Linked DNA regions of Homo sapiens: region 1 is linked to region 2. A link is a loop called in an ENCODE intact Hi-C map of the cell type or tissue named here. Cell type or tissue: Caco-2. All regions are shown on one strand. Each heading gives the region's core, and the rest is flanking DNA. Links, peaks and the distances in the headings are about the cores only. Region 1 has its middle 180 kb from the start of UGT8. Region 2 overlaps UGT8 (UDP glycosyltransferase 8).

Region 1 (2,824 bases), core at 167-2,666, 240 kb before region 2:
TGGAATGGCTGTATTTACCCAGTGCCTGTACCCCCGTTGTATCTGGGAATGCTTTTGATTTTACAGACTTATAGGAGGAAGGGGCTTGCTTTGTCTCAGATGAGACTTTGGATTGTGGACTTTTGAGTTGATGCTGAAATGGGTTAAGACTTTGGGAGACTGTTGGGAAGGAATGATTGGTTTTGAAATGTCAGGACATGAGATTTGGGAGGGGCCAGGGGCTGAATAATATGATTTGGCTATGTCCTCACTCAAAGCTCATCTTGAATTGTAATTCTGACAATTCCCACATGTTGTGGGAGGAACCCAGTGGGAGGTAATTGAATCATGAAGGAACGTCTTTCTCATGCTGCTGTCATGATAGTGAATAAGTTTCATGAGATCTGATGGTTTCATTTTATTATTATTATTATTTTTTTTTTTTGAGATGGAGTCTCGCTCTGTCGCTCAGGCTGGACTTCAGTGGCACAATCTCGGCTCACTGAAAGCTCTGCCTCCCAGGTTCACGCCATTCTCCTGCCTCAGCCTCCCATGTAGCTGGGACTACAGGTGCCCACCAGGACGCCCAGCTAATTTTTTGTATTTTTTTAGTAGATACAGGGTTTCACCATGTTAGCCAGGATGGTCTCGATCTGCTGACCTCGTGATCCGCCTGCCTCAGTTTCCCAGAGTCCTGGGATTACAGGCGTGAGCCACCACACCCAACCAAGATCTGATGGTTTTAAAAACAGGAATTTCCCTGCAAAAGCTCTCTCTTTGCCTGCTGCCATCTATGCAAGATGTGAGTTGCTCCTCCTCCCTCCATGATTGTGAGGCTTCCCTAGTCATGTGGTACTGTAAGTCCATTAAACTTCTTTCTTTTGTAAATTTCCCAGTCTCAGTTATGTCTTTATAAGCAGCATGGAAACAAATAATACACCATTCTTAAGAAAAAGAATCAAAATTGCCAATACAAAATTAAGAACAGGAATCTGAGAGCCCCTAACCTTAAGCTTCATTTGCTTTATGGGAAAATTGCCTGACTTTAATTTTTCTCTTTTAATACGATTTCTATCTTCCTCTTTTATTTGCTTTACTAATGTTTGCCCTTTATTAAAGTTGTCATGCATCATAATTTTAATTTTTTTTTAAATGTTATTTTTGCCTCCTGACAAGGAAACAAGAAGTTAAAGGGCCATACTAGAAGTCCCAGAACAGAGAGCCAAGTTTTGGATAAAATGAATTAATAACATTTTCAGAGAAGTGTTTTCTTAATTTAAAAAAATAAAGTCTTATATTCCATTTAAATGACATCTTTGAAACTGATGCCATATAGTTTTCTATACTAGATGTCTGTTTTTATTTAAAATGTTTCCTCCCTTAAGACCACATGATGGCAACATAACCCCTACAGACAGCTTTGTTCCTGAGCCCCTTCATCTTGGGTAATGCTTAAAGGAAATCCAATTTCCATTCTCTCAGGTATCAAGAGCTTACCTGTCAGGTAGTTTGCCAGAATTTTGCGTGAGGGGATTTAGTTTTCTTTTCATTTTACTATAGTTTATCTATAACAGATCAGGATTTTTAAAACTTTAATCATAATTTTCGCATTACTTTTAAAAAAATAATAATTCTGTTGTCGTTAAACAAACTGGCCCAGGTAAAACTTTCTAGAACCAAGAGCCTTTATTAAGACAAAAGATATTTATTGTAATATGAAATTATAAAAACACTAATATGACAAAAATTATTTAGTCTCCCTCTCCCCAAAGTTTGTATAATACCTCCTCTCCAACCATTATCTGAAGTATATTTGAACAATTAAGGGAAAAAAGCTTAAAATAAAAATATAGTAGGTCAAAGAAACATTAACCACAAAGAGAAATATAAATTTGCAAGTATAACAAGTGCTGTAAAGAAAAGTGCATGGTATTTTGAGATCCTATACAGCACTCATTTTTCATTTCTACAACCTCTTTCTTCTGTAATAGGGGGAAGATTAGTCAAAAGTTGGTTGCTTAAAGAAATGCTGATTTTACTGAAATCTGAAGGATTAGATAGCACTGAACAGTTCAAAATGAAGTTCAAGAGGAAAAGTAGAACAATAGAACATTAAAAGTTCTGTGGTTAGACCAGGATTAAATTGATAAAGGTTTTAGGAAATCAGGGGTGCAGGGCATTCTCAGACAACCCCCAAATAACAGACAAGTTATTGCAACTTGGATTTTCTAACATAAAGGAATAAATGTACAATGATTAATGTGCTTTTTTTTGGTTTTTGGGAGGATCATATTCTAAAACCAGGAATTCTGATAAAGCTAGCTTTGAATAGGCCCTAGGGCAAGAAAAAGTTCTCAACAGGTCCAAAATGTGATTAAGCAGCTGGCTTCTTTGGCCATACGACCTGAAAGAGCCCATGACAGAACACATATCTACAGCAGAAAAAGTCACCATTTTGAGCCCTAATAGGAAAGTTCTAATGCAGATCCTTTGCTCTAGACAGGGTCATGTCATGTGCAACAGAATAGCGTCTCTCTGCATTATATTGGGTTTTAGTAGAAATAACCTGACTAGCCATTTGAACATCAAATAACTATGTGGCCGTAAGATTGTATCATGAGCAAATTACTATTAGATTCACTAAGGCAGGCAGAACCAGCATAATCTCATAGTAAAATGGAAGTGGTACATCTGTGACTAGGTCCAAAAATGTCTGAGGGCACAGGTTAGCTGAATAAGTGGTGACAATGTCCTTCATGACACTTACCTCTCTTGTACCGATACCTGTTCTTTGGTACGACTCATCCATGGTCTTACGGGGGTTTCTTATCACTAGCTGATGGAG
Region 2 (2,824 bases), core at 323-2,822:
TTTAGCCAAGTCCTGCACTTACTGTCTTTCTCTATATAGATGTATAATCTAGAAATGCTAAATATCAGTATTACATTAGAAAAAGAGAAATTTTCTTTAAGAAGGGATTCTTTAGTTGCCAATGAATTTTTGACATATAATTTAACTGATTATAAATGTATTTCTAATTGGTTTGGAAATGTTGGTGTGCAACCTTTAATTGCCTGTCACTAAACTGTTCCTTTAGAAATTCAACTCTGAAATCAAGAGAAAACTGGGCTACAATTTACAGAGATTTAATATAAGTGCATTTTTGGAAAATTTATTATTTATTTTTAGGCTCTTTATTTCCCCAGTCTTCAGGGAGGAAGTAGGGCAGAGGCAGTATTAATGTGCTGTTAATGAAGCTCATGAATCTGAAATGGACTATGAACTTCTGAGGAGGAAACCATATCTTGCTCTCTTATATTCCTGACACCTGGTGCCTGGCACATAGAAGGTGACCAGCAAAAGTTTGTTAACTGATATTGAATTATTGATGAAATGAATATGCATGCAGGTTAAACAAGATCTGCACTGCGCTCTGTCTTTGTTGGTAATATCAGTGGACTTCAAAAGGGAATATAGCTACCAGAATTATTTTGGAAATTAATTTGGAAATGTAGTAAGTATTACATTTTCTTTGCTGGAGTATTAATGAAGACCATAGGTTAATGGATTAGAAGTAGGTTATTTGGTATTATTGGCCTCAACTTTATCCACTCTCGTATTTTCTTAGAAGAGATAACTTAATGTGTTTAAAGTCACAAAGTAGGTATTCAGTGACTGTTGGTTATGTTCTATTCTCCCTGATCTTTATGAGAAAAAAAAAATGTTAGGGACCTCATGTGGATCTCTTAGTGCTGTTTTTCAGATTCCATTTATGACTCTTGAGAAAGAAACCAAATGAAGATGCATTAGAGACATTTCAGCCCCTAGAGCTGCAAAATCTACCCTAGTAACGTTTAAGCAACCACCTATTATACCTATAGTTGAGGAATTCAGACAGAATAGCAGGAACAACTTTTCTGTGCTCTATACTGTCTGGGGAATCAGCTAGAACACTTGAGAGCTAGAGGCTGGAATCATCCTCAGGCTTGTTCAGTCTCATGTTTGACAGTTAAAATTAGCTGTTGGCTGAGACTTTAGTTGAGCTAGTAGCTACAACACCTTCCCTTGTCTTCATGTTGCCTTCTTTACTGATATGGCATAGTGTTTGGAAAAGAAGGGTGCATTTTGCAAGAGAGAGAGAAGTAGGTGTCAAGTGTATCTTTTGTTATCTAACCTTAGAACTCACATAGGATTACTTCTTCTGTAATCAGTTGACCAGAGAAGTCACGAGTCAGCCAAAGCTTACCTGCCCAAGTTTATACAGTGTGGACGTAGCACCTCTTGATGGGGACTTTCTGAAAACACATGTGGGACTGGAAATACTAATTTAGCTGTTTATGGGAACATACAGTCTGCCACACAATATAATTCCTATGTCTTTTGCAATGGCTTTATAATTTTCAAGTATGACTGATAACTTATATTTCCCTACATTGTTTTTACAAAATAGACCACTTACCAATTCCCGGTACCTAGTTTTTTGTTTTTTGTTTTTTTTTTTGTAAAGTAATTTGCAGCTTATTATGTTATTTAGATGCTGAAATTGATGGAGGGAAGTTTAAATTTAAAAATAAAAATCGATTATCTAGATTTTTCCACAATAAACTTTTATTTATTTAGTTTGCATCATCCAGAATCCTGGGATATTTGTTTTTGTTTGTTTTGTGTGTTTTTTCTCTAAAACAGTTTATTTGGGAATAGCAAGGGTCTGCAATGCTGGATATGCATGCCATTGCAGACCATGGATGCATCTGTGAGGGGTTTGGAGTAAGGGGAAGCTTTTAGAGACAAAAAGAAGTCCACATAAGTTGTTTTGAAACAAAGATTATTGGTTACAGGGGCTTATTCTAGGTGGTGGTGTTTGTTACTTGGTGGTAATGCTTGTTGATAGTAAACCATGTTTCTCATGTGGAATTGTTAAATTGAAAGCTGTCTTTTTTTATTTAATTTTTCTTTTGTAATATAACAATCCCCAACTACATTATTTTTAAAACAATATTAAGTCTGCAGGAAATTTGCAAACTCAGTTCAAAGTTATTTTTTTTACCAGAACCATCTGACAATAAGATTTCTATATGATACCCTGTCACCCTCCAAAACATTGATATATATTTTGTGCACATGAGGGCATTTTTCTGCATAATCACAATACAAACCATAAAAATAAGGAAATTAACAATGATATATTACTACCATCTAAGTTTTACACCTCAATGAAGTTTTGTGAGAGCCACTAATAATGTCCTTAATAAGGAAAGGATCCAGTTCAGAATTATCAGTGGCCTTTATTTGCTATGTCTTTAGGCTCCTTCTTGAACACTTACTCAGTGTTTCTTAGATTCTCATTGTTTTGATGTTGTTGAAGGATATCGGCCTGTTGTATAGAATGTCCCTCAATTTGGGTTTATCATTTGTTCCTCATAATTGGATTCAGGTTTTGCATCCTTACAGGAATATCACAGAAGGGATGCTATATTCTGCATGTTGCATCTGATTAGGTGGTACGTGATTTTGACTTGCTTCATTATTGATGATGTCCACTTTAATCGTTTGATTAAGGTGTTACTTACAAGACTTCTTTGCTGTCACATTACTAATTTTACTTGGTAGTCAGAATTGGAAGCTATGTAAATATTTCTCATCAGTCTCTGTGTCTTTATGGCATAATACTGATTATCATGAAAAAAATTGAGTG

What was found. A loop is a pair of places that touch in the nucleus more often than their neighbours do. Peaks named below come from ENCODE experiments on the same cell type or tissue, not always from the same donor. Only the 100,000 strongest peaks of a DNase experiment are listed, where the experiment ranks them.
Region 1: it touches region 2 in a loop (14-fold over the local background); 8 of 110 quality-filtered maps call a loop at or near these places.

What each region holds. Positions count from the first base shown.
Region 1 is chr4:114,416,035-114,418,858 of GRCh38, forward strand. No RefSeq gene overlaps it. Among named protein-coding and RNA genes, the nearest start is that of UGT8, 180 kb to the right of the region's middle. In Caco-2, for the core only: no CTCF peak of the experiment used is centred there; no DNase peak of the experiment used is centred there.
Region 2 is chr4:114,653,448-114,656,271 of GRCh38, forward strand. The region is part of intron 2 of UGT8 (UDP glycosyltransferase 8); the gene reads left to right. Among named protein-coding and RNA genes, the nearest start is that of MIR577, 1.9 kb to the right of the region's middle. In Caco-2, for the core only: no CTCF peak of the experiment used is centred there; a DNase peak (open chromatin) is centred at 1,374.